2 separate regions of the Homo sapiens genome follow, and region 1 is linked to region 2. A link is a contact called in ENCODE Hi-C or POLR2A ChIA-PET data. All regions are on one chromosome and are shown on one strand. Each heading gives the region's core, a stretch centred on a gene start or an enhancer-like site at or near the end of the contact. The rest is flanking DNA. Distances are from core to core; before and after follow the strand shown.

What was found. Hi-C counts contacts between places; a loop is a spot of excess contacts on that map. ChIA-PET counts read pairs that join two places held with the same protein, here RNA polymerase II (POLR2A). Pooled maps may share reads with other maps.
Region 1: POLR2A ChIA-PET joins it to region 2 with 13 read pairs in A673. The contact joins two enhancer-like sites. A Hi-C loop is called at or near these places in 1 of 50 pooled maps. POLR2A ChIA-PET finds 5 or more read pairs at or near these places in 3 of 52 experiments (A549, A673 and K562).

The regions. Positions count from the first base shown.
Region 1 is chr17:17,358,415-17,364,868 of GRCh38, reverse strand. No RefSeq gene overlaps it. Among named protein-coding and RNA genes, the nearest start is that of NT5M, 58 kb to the right of the region's middle. Within about 2 kb of position 2,967, at least 6 of the 41 ENCODE cell types and tissues checked have a DNase peak (open chromatin) inside an H3K27ac peak, as active enhancers do.
Region 2 is chr17:17,321,853-17,328,503 of GRCh38, reverse strand. It overlaps NT5M (5',3'-nucleotidase, mitochondrial), which reads right to left. Exons shown (of 5, transcript NM_020201.4): 3 at 5,259-5,319. Among named protein-coding and RNA genes, the nearest start is that of NT5M, 22 kb to the right of the region's middle. RefSeq lists an enhancer at 1,537-2,037. Within about 2 kb of position 3,048, at least 2 of the 41 ENCODE cell types and tissues checked have a DNase peak (open chromatin) inside an H3K27ac peak, as active enhancers do.

The DNA.
Region 1 (6,454 bases), core at 1,718-4,217, 36 kb before region 2:
GAGCAGGTGGGGAACAGAGGAGGGAGCCTGCCCCCACCACACCCATTCCCTGCAGAAAAACGGCTCTTGAATCACCCAAAGTCTAATGAGGGGAATCCAACTCATCCCAACTTCTCTTTTCACATAGTGGAAACGGAGGCACAGGAGGAGAAGGAGGCTGGCAAAGTTCACACAGAGGTAAGTGGCAAAGCTGGGGCCTGACTTGGGTTTCCTGGGACCCTGACCTTGCTGCAAAACGCTGCACCCTCCCGGGGATGGGGACAAAACGCATGTCATCCTGCTTTCCGAACAAAACAGAGGCACCAGGCTTTTACATGTTAAACATTTGGTTTCTTTTTAAACGTTTTCGTCAGCTGTCCTCTGGGCTTTAAAAATAGAGCCAGTCAGACGCAGGCAGGAGCTAAGTCAGGGAGCCAGCCTGAATATTCAGCTCCAGGGTACAAGAGCACCACGAAAGGGCAAAGCCTGATTAATTAACCCATGTCCCCAAGCAGACACAGAGCCGGCGCCTCGTTCCACTTCCTGTGGCTTCCTCCAGGCCTGGGAATCTGGGGAAGGGAGGCCCTGCCTGAAGAGAAGCAGGGTACAGTGTCCAGGCCCAGCAGGACCTAGGCCGAGTCTCTGGGATCTGGAAGAAATGGGTCAGAATTTCCCCAGTGAGGTGAGATGGGCCAGCTACCTTGGGTTTGCCTCTTCCAGGAAGCCCTCCAAGTTTTCAAAGTGCTTCACTTCCCAGGAGAGCCATAGAGAACTACTTTCTCTTTCTTCCTGCTGCTTGGCTCCTTCAAATACACACTTTGCCCCAACCAAGCGGCTGCCCTACCCCTCCCTGGAGTTCAAGGCTACAAAAGGGCTACAGGGTCCTTGACCTTGCCTAACCCTGGGTTTCCCCTCGTTGTGAGATTGGCTGGTTGGTTCTCACAGCTGTTTATTTACCCATCCTGCAGGTGCTCACTCTGTAGGGTGCAGACGAGGCTGAGAAGGGCGGGCTGTCACCTTGAGGGTGTTTATAATCACCCAGGAACAGGGGAACAGGGTGTGTGCATCACTGTGGCAGGAGGCTGATGACCCAAGATGCCATAACAAGATGAAGCCACAGGGGAGGGCCAGGCGGAGACAGGCGAGGCCAACAGAGCCCCTGCCACCTTGCCTGCTCTCTCACCTGCCCCGCCCCTGGCTGCTTGCACAGCCTCATGGACCTGCTCACTCCCTCCAAGGCCACCTCCCTCCTGCCCTGGGTTGTCACGCCCAACCCCCCTCTTCCCCATCACCACCACCTCCCCGGGCTAGCTGATTCCTACTGCTCCTTCATGTCCCATTTAAATCTTCCTCCCTTCCTTAGGAGGTGGCAACGAGTGAGTCAACAAGGAAGGGCTCAGGAGAGGACAGTCCAAGTTTAAGCAGAAGAGGCTCTTTGAGAGACCTGAGACTTAGAGATGCCATGAGAGGGCTGAGCTTGCACACAGGGTCAGGAGGAAGAGTGTCTGGGAGAGGAAAGAACAGGCACAGGAGCTTGGAGGGGAGCAGGGAGGCCCAAGAGGCGGTGCCAATGGACAAACGATGAGGACCATGGTGAGGACTTGGGCTTCTGCCCTAGTAAAGTGTGAGCCATGAGAGGGTTTTGAGCAGAGGAGGGAGGACAGTTGCCTTAGGCTGGAGGAGAACAGACCCTAGGGGGCAAGGGTGGGAGCAGGAGCCAGCTAGGAGCTGACCCAGGGCCACAGTGATGGCGGGTAGATCACTTGAGGTCAGGCATTCAAGCCCAGCCTGGCCGGTGAAACCCCGTCTCTACTAAAAATACAAAAAATTAGCTGGGCGTGGTGGCAGGTGCCTATAATCCCACCTACTTGGGAGGCTGAGGCAGAAGAATTGCTTGAACCCGGTAGGCGGGGGTTGCAGTGAGCCGAGATCGCGCCACTGCACTCCAGCCTGGGCGACAGAGTGAGACTCCGTGTCAAAAAAAAAAGAAAAGAAAAGAAATCTTATTCAGCCACTAAAAGGAAAGGCCAGGCACATACTACCAGGTGAATGAACCTCGACTCCATGATCCTAAGTGGCAGAAGCCAGCCGCGCAAGCCCACAGAGCACCTGATTCCATTTATACGCAATGTCCAGAATAGGTAAACCTATGAATAAGCAGGGTGGCGCAGGGCCTGGGGGAGGGGACAGGGAGTGAGCGCTGGTGGGTCTGAGTGGTGAAGTTCTGGAACAAGACAGTGGTGCTGCTCACACCACATTATGAATGACCACAATGCTACTGAATTGCACATTTTAAAATGGTTCAAATAGTAAATATGTATTTTGCCACAATTAAAAAAAAAATCAGCCCAAGGCACACCACCTGGCCATAGGCTGCATGAAGCCGTCCGGCCGTGCTGGTGCTTTGCAGGCTTCTAGGTGGAAGGGTGCTGGCTCTTCCTTCCTGGGAGTCACGCTGTGGGGAGGAGAAAGGGGGTTTTCTCAGCCATGAGGGGCTGGGGGAGGGCCAGCTGGGCTGCCACAGCCAGGCAGCATGGGGTAGGACCATGGCAGGGGTGTCCGGCCTCTCCCTGGCCCAGCCCCTCAGCCACCCCCAGCTGCAGGACCCTGGGTGAGTGGCCCCCTCTCTGGGCTCCAGATGCCTGTCTCAAAAACAGTGTGGGGCCAGAGAGGGCAGCTCCAGGGGTCTCTCTCTTCTTGTCCGAGAGCCTGGAACCAGATGTCCTCTGCTGACTCATGGGAATGTTGGAACTGCCAGCACAGGCTATCCCAGGACCGTCCCCCGGGCCACAGCAGCCAGCGTCCTCCCCACGCCAGGCCCTCAGACCCCATGTTCCCAATGCTGGGATATATCCCAATGTGTGAGGCAGTGCTTCTTAATATTTCCTGGATCACATGCTTCTTTGAGAATTAGAAAAACCAACCACACTCTTCCCAGAAGAGCACCCTGAGCAGAGTGAAGAGCCCATTTATGACGTGGAGATTAAGAGCAGCTGTGCAGCGTCAGAGGGCCCAAAGCCCAAATCCCGGCCGTGCTGGGACTCACCATGCCTGCGCATCTCAGGTTCTTCCATCTGTGAAGTGGGTGTGTTAATAGCAGCCACCTCAGGGATTAGATGAGATCATTCATGCACATCACTTAGGAGATGCTTGGCACTCAATGAATGTTGGCAAGCCCACACTCTGCAATCTTCCCAAAGAATGCCCCCTCCCAGCCTTCACCTCCCTCTCCCTGCCTCTCTTCTCCCCCTCCCTGCCTCTGTCCTCCCCCTCCCTACCTCTGTCCTCCCCCTCCCTGCCTCTGTCCTCCCCTCCGCGCCTGTCCTCCCCCTCCCTGCCTGTCCTCCCTTTCCCTGCCTCTGTCCTCCCTCTCCCTGCCCTGTTGCCCTGCCTTCCAAATGCCATCTCTCATATCCATCCTCATCCCCATTTCCACTGCCAGGGAAGCAATGGTGTTTGCACCTTGTTCTTCTAATCCAACAAGCTTGCCAAGCTTGCCAAACTCTTCATTTGTCCTTTTTTTTTCTTTTCTAATGAGATAATCATACTGTCTACAAAACAACTAACTTTATCTCCTCTTTTTCAATATTTCAATATTGTAACCAGTCCATGTATATCTGAAAATAACTCTTTTTTGAACTGTTCAAGTCTATCTATCTATCTATCTATCTATCTATCTTGTTAGAGAGTGGATATAGATTCTGATTAATTCTAGATGTTGGTAGAATAAGGTTAAGTAGGTGTGTGAAAATATTGAGGGAGGCCAGGCACGGTGGCTCACGCCTGTAATCCCAGTACTTTGGGAGGCTGAGGCGGGCAAATCACTTGAGGTCAGGAGTTCAAGACCAGCCTGGCCAACATGGTGAAACCCCATCTCTACTAAAAATACAAAAAATTAGCTAGGCATTGTGGTGCGTGCCTGTAGTTCCAGCTACTCAGGAGGCTGAGGCAGGAGAATCACTTGAACCCGGGAGGCAGAGGTTGCAGTGAGCCAAGACTGCGCCACTGTACCCCAGCCTGGGAGACAAGAGCAAAACTCCATCTCAAAAAAAAAAAAAAGCAAAAAAGAAAAGAAAAGAATAGAAAGAAAGAAAGAAAATGTTAAGAGAAATCTCCAGAAAAATGAAAATAGAACGTATAACTTGTAAACTATTAGAGGGAAAACTGAAATGGGAAAAATGAAATCAACCCAACAAATATCAGGAAAGGGAAGAAAAACAAAACATGGGAGATAGAAAACAAAAACTTATATAAAAGGAATAAGTTCAAACATTTCAATAATCACATGTAATAAATGTGAATGGGTTAAATTCACCTATTCAGGAGTCTCCCTAGACAAAAAACCTATAGGACCTATATAGATTTGAACAGTTTGAAAAAGAAATTGTATTACATCTGTCAATTTCTGAGAAAAATATATTAAGGTCTCTCGCTCTAATTGTAAAATTGTCCATTTCTCTTTATAGTTCTATCAGTTTTTGTGTTAAATATTTTGAAACTATGTTAAGAGCATAAGATTTCATCATTTTTATTTTGCTGGTAGATTGTCTCTTAGCAACATGAATTCAGATTTCCTTTTTTAATCAAGTTTTTGCCTTGAGCTCTGTTTTGTCTGATACTGATGTATGCTTACCAATAGCTTTTTGTTAGGACTTTATAAATTATATCTTTTTCTACTCTCCTATTTAGAACCTTCCTGGGTCATTAGGATTTATATGTGTTTTTTGAAGGCAGGATTTCTTTTCTTTTTTTTTTTTTTTTTTTTTTTTTGGTCTAGGGAGACTCCTGAATAGGTGAATTTAACCCATTCACATTTATTGTATGTGATTATTGAAATGTTTGATCTTATTCCTTTTATATAAGTTTTTATTTTCTATCTCCCATGGTTTGTTTTTCATCTCTTTCCTGATATTTGTTGGATTGACTTCATTTTTCCCATTTCAGTTTTTCCCTCTAATAGTTTATAAGTTATACATACTACTTCTACTTTTCTGGAGATTTCCCTTTACATTTTCACATACATACTTAACCTTATTCTACGAATATCTACAGTTAATTAGAATCTATATCCACTCTCTATCAAGACAAGAGCTTCAGCACACATTTACTCTCTACTGCTCCACAAACTCCTCAACACTTAAATTGATAATATCTAATATTTTAGTTGCAGATTGTTATTAATTTTCAAGCAATCAACACTTACTTAGATTTAATAAGTTTTGTTGGTTTCTTTGCTCATCATTGTTTCTTGTATTCCACTTCTTTTTTAAGACAGGGTCTTCCTCTGTCACCCAGGCTGGAGTGCAGTGGAGCAATCACAGCTCACTGCAAGCTCAAACTCCTAGGCTCAAGTGATCCTCCCACCTAAACCTCCCAAGTTGCTGGGACTACATGCAAGCACCACCACGCCCAGCCAATTTTGCTACTTTTTGTAGACATGGGGTTTCACTATGTTTCCCAGGCTAGTTTCAAACTCCTGGCCTCAAGCAATCCTCCTGCCTTGGCCTCTCAACGTGCTGGGATTACAGGTGTGAGCTACTGCACTCAGCCTCTGTTTCTTGGATTACTTTTTCTTCTTGCTAGGGCATATCATTTAACAATTCTTTCAAAAAGGAATTTTATCAATGCTAAACGTCTTAGACATTATTTTCCTTCAGGTTTTAAAGATAATTTCTTCTTTTTTTCTGGCTTCCTGTATTCCATTATTTTGCAAGTCGTCTGTTTTCAGTCTGAAATATTTAGAGTCTTTTTTATCCCCAGTGTTCTGAAATTTCAACATGTCTGTCCAGCAAAGGCTCCCTCTTCATTTATCCTGATAGGCACTGGCAGAGTTCTGGGACATTGCCAGTCTCAGCTCTGGAAAATTTCTTCCCCTGCATTCTTTTGGTTATGTCTTCTGGGACCAGAAAATGAAACTTTGACTCTGTCCTCCATGTATCCTAACTTTTATTCTGTGCTTTCCATCTCTTTGTCCTTTCATGCTGCCTTCTAGAAGTCCTTAACTCAATCCTCTTACTCATTTCTTTGCTCGTCAGCTGTGTCCATTCTGCTATTCATCCCATTTATGGAGTTTTTTCAATGACCAGATTTTAACTTTCTAGATTCTCTAGTTGATTTTTTTGGGGATCCAATAGCCTATCCCATCTCTCCAGGGATACTGAGTACACCTTTCTAAGTCCTCATCCTGGTGCCTTAACTCCCTTTCCTTGGGTGTCAATTCTCTCATTGAGGAGTTTGCTGCCTGTCATTCACAGGCTCATCTCTGTGTCTGAAGTTCATGGTTAGCCAATCTGCAAGCATCACAGCTCTCTCCCACAGCCTGCCCCACTCGTGGGGTAGCAGAATGCACCACCAGCCACTACCTAATGTTCTGTGCATGGGGGCCTCCATTCTCCCTAAACACACCAGCCTTCCAGGACAGTGCCTGCCCCTTCAAGCCTTGCACTCACATTACTTCTGATGACCACTCCCTCAA
Region 2 (6,651 bases), core at 1,799-4,298:
AGCCCGCCCTCAGCCAGGGAAGAAGTACCAGTCCATAGGGTTGGGAGGGGCACAAACGGTGGGTGAGGGGGTGCTTGGAAGCAACCTTCGCCTTACTCACTTCTCACCCGCACTTCTCCCCTTGTCTTAGTTCTAGGGTTAAAGGTGGTGGTGTGGCTAAACCATGAGGACAGCTGGGAGATTTGGATAAACTAATCCATTTCACCTGGCCCAACCCCGCTCCCAATCAGCCCCTGTAGCCACTGGCCAACAAAATTCACCCTGAATTCCTCAAATCTGCTGTGCACTTTCCTGTCTTCATGTGTTTGTTCAATGGCCTGCTTCCTCTATTGACTGACCCTATGTGGTCCAGCCTAGCCCCTGGCAGGAGGAAAGTACCCTGCCCACGGCTGGTACAGTGGAAATGAATACAAATTTCTGTGTGATATATACCCGAACCCTACCTTTCCTCGCGTGACCCAGGAATTGTATTTCTTGGAATTCACCCTAAGAACATGACCATACAAAGGCTTACTCACTAGACGTCTTCAGCTATTAACAATCATGTTTCTGGCTGGGCATGGTGGCTCACACCTGTAATCCCAGCACTTCGGGAGACCGAGATGGGCAGACTACTTTGAGGCTAGGAGTTTGAGACCAGCCTGGCCAACATGGTGAAACCCCATCTCTATTAAAAATACAAAAAAATTGGCCGGGCGTGGTGGCTCACGCCTGTAATCCCAGCATTTGGGAGACCGAGGCAGGTGGATCACAAGGTCAGGAGTTTGAGACCAGCCTGACCAACATAGCGAAACCCCGTCTCTACTAAAAATACAAAAATTAGCTGGTCATGGTGGCACGCACCTGTAATCCCAGCTACTTAGGAGGCTGGGGCAGGATAATCACTTGAACCCAGGAGGTGGAGGTTGAAGTGAGCTGAGATTGCACCACTGCACTCCAGCTTGGGTGACAGAGCAGGACTCTGTCTCAAACAAAACAGAACAAAAATATAAAAAATTAGCCAGGCATGGTGACACACACTTGTCCCAGCTGCTTGGGAGGCTGAGGCATGAGAATCACTTAAACTCAGGAGGCAGAGGTTGCAGTGAGCCAAGATCGTGTCACTGCACTTCAGTCTGGGCCACAGAGCTGGACCCTGTCTCACAAAAAAAAAAAAAAATCATGTTTCTGAAGTGTTTGATGACAGAAAAAAGGCTAAAAATATATTAATAAGCAGAAAAGGATAACTATGTTGGATGAAAGCTTTGTTAAAATACATGTATTATATTTAATACGCATCAAAGAAAAACGAGGGCTGGGTGTGGTGGCTCACCTGTAATCCTAGCACTCTGGGAGGACAAGATGGGTGGATCACGAGGTCAGGAGCTAGAGACCAGCCTGGCCAACATGATGAAACCCTGTTTCTACTAAAAATACAAAAAAAAATTAGCCGGGTGTGGTGGCGCACACCTGTAATCCCAACTACTAAGGAGGCTGAGGCAGGAGAATCACTTGAACTTGGGAGGCGGATGTTGCAGTAAGCCGAGATCGCACCACTGCACTCCAGCCTGGGTGACATAGTGAGACCCTGTCTCCCCTACTCCCCCACAAAAAAACTAGAAAGAACCAGATCAAAGTGCTAACAGCATCTCTCTCCAGGTGGTGGGATTGTAGATGTGGATTCTTGTTGCCTTTGCTCTTTCGTTTAGTTTGATCAGGACATCCACTATGAGTGTGACCCTTCTTCTGGCAACAGCATCTCAACTCCTCTGGGAAGCCACGCCTCTGCCACCAACTGCAGCCTTTTAGGACAGTCCATCAGGGCACCCAGGGCTGGGTGTGGGACCCAAGCTCAGCTGATGGGCCTCCCTCTCCTGGGGACTAGGAATCTTGGGCAATGAAACCCAAGGATGGAGAAAGGGCGCTTCAGCGTCTTGGGCTGTTTGCTGGAGAGACGGTCTGCGGGCTCTGCCCCTACGGCCTCAGGCCTGCTTCCTCGGGCTTCCCTTTGATTCCCTGAGCAAGGCAATATCCTTCTAATCAGTCCTGCCTTTGTTCAAGTGAGCCAGAGCCTGTTGATGTTACTGTGACTGGGGTCCTGACATCCCTTTCCTCTTAAATATGCGCGGTTTCCAAATCCTCTCCAGTGAATGCAGGCTACCTCCAGGGGAACACACTGGCGGTGGGCACAGGCTCTTGACAGGCAGACCCGGAGCAGGCCTCACTGGCTGGCCAAGCGTCAGACCTGGTAAATGAGCTGCCTCATCCCTCTGAGCCTCAGTTTCTTCATCTGTCAAATCAGAAGAGTTTTCTTGTTTCACAGGCAGCTGTTGTAAACCTCAAAAGTGAGAATAAAGGGACATTGCCTGGCGTATCAAAGGTGTCAAATGAATGGCAAGCACTGTACTCGCCGGTGTTTAATAACTCTCTGTTGGACAAATGAATCTACTCATTTAACAACAAACGCTGAGTCCTCCCAGTGTGCCACCCTGCGCTGGGTGCTGGGCTTGACAGTGGGCAGGAGGGTGAGAGCCCAGCCTGCACAGGTCCCAGCCCAGTCAGGAGATGGACCAAGAACAAGCCACAGACGAAAACACAAACCCATTTCAAGTGGTGGGAAGTGTCATCCAAAAAACAAGATGGAGAAAGAATACACTTCAATATGATGGTCACGAAATGTGGGGAGACTTCTGGGCCGAGGCCTCGTGGACAAGAAGGCACCAGACCTAGGGGTGGGAGGAGAACATTCCAAGCCAAAAGCTGCTGGAGAAGCACACAGAGAGGGGGGCACAGTGGGTGGAGAGGCAGGCAGGCCCTGCAGGTCATGCTCAGGAGGGTGTATGTGGTTTTTAAAGGGAAACTATTCAGAGGTTTCAAGTCAGGAGCTGCCATGATCTGCTCTGTGAGGGCCTTGTCAGCCTGCATGGAACTGAAAGGAGCAGGCAGTTTAGGAGGCCCTGTCAGCTGTACTGGCAGTAAATGCCAAGATGCTGGCAATGAGAAGAGACAGAAGCAGACAGGTGCCAGGCACGTTTTCGAAATCGGTCCCATGGGACATGGGACTCACCAACAGGCTGGAAGTGAGGGCTTAGAGGAAGACATCAGCACGGCCCCTGATTTCCGACCTGAGGCCACCAGACAGCACTGCCATGCACAAGGAAACCAGCACCCCAGGGACAGATACATCGGGTCTGAGTGTCTGGAGCTCAGAGGGCAGTCCCGGGCCGAGGCAACGCAGGTGGGACAGCTGGCACAAAGACAGTATCTAAATCCCCAGGAACGGATGAATGAGGCCATGTCGTTCATCTCACTCCCACAACTGCTGGTCAACCACCATGGCCACCCAGTGAAACTCCAGCTGAAATAGTGACTCCAGTCCCGCAATCCTTAAACTTGAGGGTGTATGAGAATCACCTGGCGGGCTCGTCAGACCCACATTGCTACTCCCAGAGTGTCTGATTCAGAAGGTGTAGGGTGGGGCTGAAAAATGTCCACTCCTAAGGAGTCTCCAAGGGATGCTGACTCTGGTCTCAGGACTCACTTTGGGATCACTGCTCGACCTGAAACAGTGGGCCTGGCCCACACTCTGAATCCACATTTACTGGCTGCAGGTAAGATACTCCTCTCTCCTAAGTATAAGTGAACTCGTGCTCCTAGCGTGTTAAAAGGGGGTCAGCGAAGGCCGGCCATGGTGGTGCGTGGTGCGCAGCTGTGTTCCCAGCTACTCAAGAGGCTGAGGTGGGAGGATCACTTGAGCCCAGGAGTTCGAGGCTGCAGTGAGCTGGGATGGCACCTGTGAGTGGCCACTGCACTCCAGCCTGGGTGACAGAACAAGACCCACTCTCTAAAATCATGAGGGATGTCAGGGTAACTAGGGAACAAGGTGTCATGAGGACATGATGAAACAGTGGGCACCAAGCACCCACATAATGCCAGAGCAACTGTTCAGCAAGTGTGATTCCCACTGAGCACACAGAGGGCACGCTATGTTGGCTGAATGTGTGAATTTCTTTTTTTTTTTTTAAATTAAGTTTTTTTGTGGGGGGACAGTCTCGCTCTGTCACCCAGGCTGGAGTGCAGTGGCACGATCTTGGCTCACTGCAACCTCCACCTCCCAGGTTCAAGCAATTCTCATGCCTCAGCCTCCCAAGTAGCTGGGACTACAGGCATGAACCACTACACCCAGCTGATTTTCGTATTTTTAATAGAGATGGGGTTTCACCATGATGGCCAGGCTGGTCTTGAACTCCCAGCCTCAGGTGACCCACCTGCATCGGCCTCCCAGAGTTCTGGGATTACAGGCGTGAGCCACCGCGCCTGACCATGAATTTCATTTAAATATGGAATCCAGGCCAGGCACGGTGGCTCACGCCTATAATCCCAGCACGTTGGGAGGCCGAGGCAGGCACATCACCTGAGCTCAGGAGTTCGAGACCAGCCTGGCCAACATGGCAAAACCCCGTCTCTACTAAAAATACAAAAAAAATTACCTGGATGTGGTGGTAGGCACTTGTAATCCCAGCTACTCAGGAGGCTGAGACAGGAGAATTGCTTGAACCCAGTGATCTTGGCAGTGAGCCAGGATCGTGCCATTGCACTCCAGCCTGTGCAACAACAAGAGCAAAACTCTGTCTCAAAAAAAATGGGAATCCAGAGCGGAAAGGTCATGTGAAGAACATGAAAGAACTCATGCCTGAAGGTTTGACGCCCCCAGAGCAGGAGGGGCTCTGGACTGAAGATCTTGCCTTCCTCAGCTCGGGAAGAGCTGCTCCAACGTCCCCAGGGAGGGCCGGCCCTGACCCCTCCGGCATGAGTGCTCTCCTCCAGGGCCACAGACCTTTCCTCTGGGTTTGGCAACTGCAAGTTCCCAATTTCCAGAAAGGTCTCAATTTCATGCAACTCTAATTCTTTTCAATAAAGATAATAAAGTGAGTATACAGCAAAATGAACTTTACCCACCTCACCTTTTTAAGACTTTTCATGTTAATGCATCCACGTGCCTTCAGGCCCTCCCCAGGCATGGTTCTCACCCTTCAAAGGCCTACTCTGGGCCAGGCTAACCTGACACAGTGACAGGCACCCTTCCTGGAGAACCTGCATCATAAGAGGCCCCATCTAGAGCCTCAGGCTGGAGAGGTCCTTGGGGAGCAGAAAGCCGCTGTCACAGAGGTGGGGGAGTGCTGTGAGGGTCCATCCCCTTTCCACAGGCAGGCTGAGCCCCGTACCCCTCACCTGTGATGCATGGGGTAAGGGCTCAGCTGAGCAGACGCACGCCTTACCTTCTCATAGGGACAGTACTTGAACATCTTGATGGGGCTTGTGCAGATGAAGACGTCAGTGCTGTCAACAAGAGAAAGGAGGTTGAGCCTGCAGCCCCATGACTTCACCACCCCGAGGCCTTCACCACCTGCCCTGCCTTCACAGGGCTGGACCCTCTGAGTCTGAACCCTTCCCCTGCTGTGGGAGACCCACTCCCCTGTACTATATCCACACCAGAGGTGTCGGCCTATCCCATGGCCCTGGGCAGCCACATGACCCTACCCAGCCACAGGCAGCCAGCTCTGGGCTGGACATCTGACTGGAGGGCCTCCTGCAATGCAGAGTGGTAAGTCAAGAAATCTATGAGGAAGAAGGATTCTGGCATGCAAGTCCCCTGGCCTGGAGAACACAGAGAAGGAGCCTACTCCATGCCAGGCTAAGCCCTGCAGTGATCGAGTCCCTGAAACACAGGCTTGGCCTTGGCTTGGCTTGGCTCCGCGTGAGGAGCGCCACATCCCCAAGGTCGTAGCTCCGCGGGAGAGCTGACCCAAATGGCCTCCCAGGTGCCTGCGCCCTCATGCCCACAGGGCCCCAGCCCTCACTAATGGAGCCACCTGGTCCCAAACACCCTCATGAGGCTGGCGTTCGCTACTGGAGCCTGTGCCTCCTGCACGTCTTGCTGAGCCTCTGGAAGATGGCACTTTGCTGACGCTTTCTCTCTGGCAAACGCGTCCCTCAACAGGCAGAGGTGAGACTCCCGGGTCCCTGGGCACAGGGTGTGCCCTCTCATTACCTGATACTTGGCACTACCTCCACCAACCACGCAATCCCCTCTCCTAAAGACTCAGCCTCTCCCCAGCATCCTCACTCCTGCCCCAACCAAAACTGGCCTCACACGAAGGGAGCACCTCCCCAACTCGCCTCTGAGTGACAGCTGCCTCTTCCTCATCCCCCACAGACTTCAGAGATGGCAGGTGAGGGCAGCGTCTGCCTTCTCCACTGCTCCTTCCAGATCCCTGATGCCAATGCCCACACTCGACAGCACACCCCTAGAGCCCTTCCTACTCACTGTCACCTACCATTGCCAGTTACTGTCCCTTATGCACCTCACTCGCTGGCTCGCCATCCTCTCCATTCCTGCTCTATCACCATCCTCAGTGACTTGACACACACATGTCCACATATATGTGTGTGCATAGGTACAGATCCAACACCTTGTCGCTCAGTTCCTAACCCTCCCCACCTCCAAACAACTTCCTCTCCACCTCCAAACACCCAACCTCCAATACCTCTCCTAGTGTCACCCCCGGAGCTTGGAATCACTTCCCCCCAAAACCTCGTCTCAGGCTTTGCCTCCCTGGCCACCACCCACGACGCTTCAGCAAATGCATTATCTCATTCTGTACTCAACTC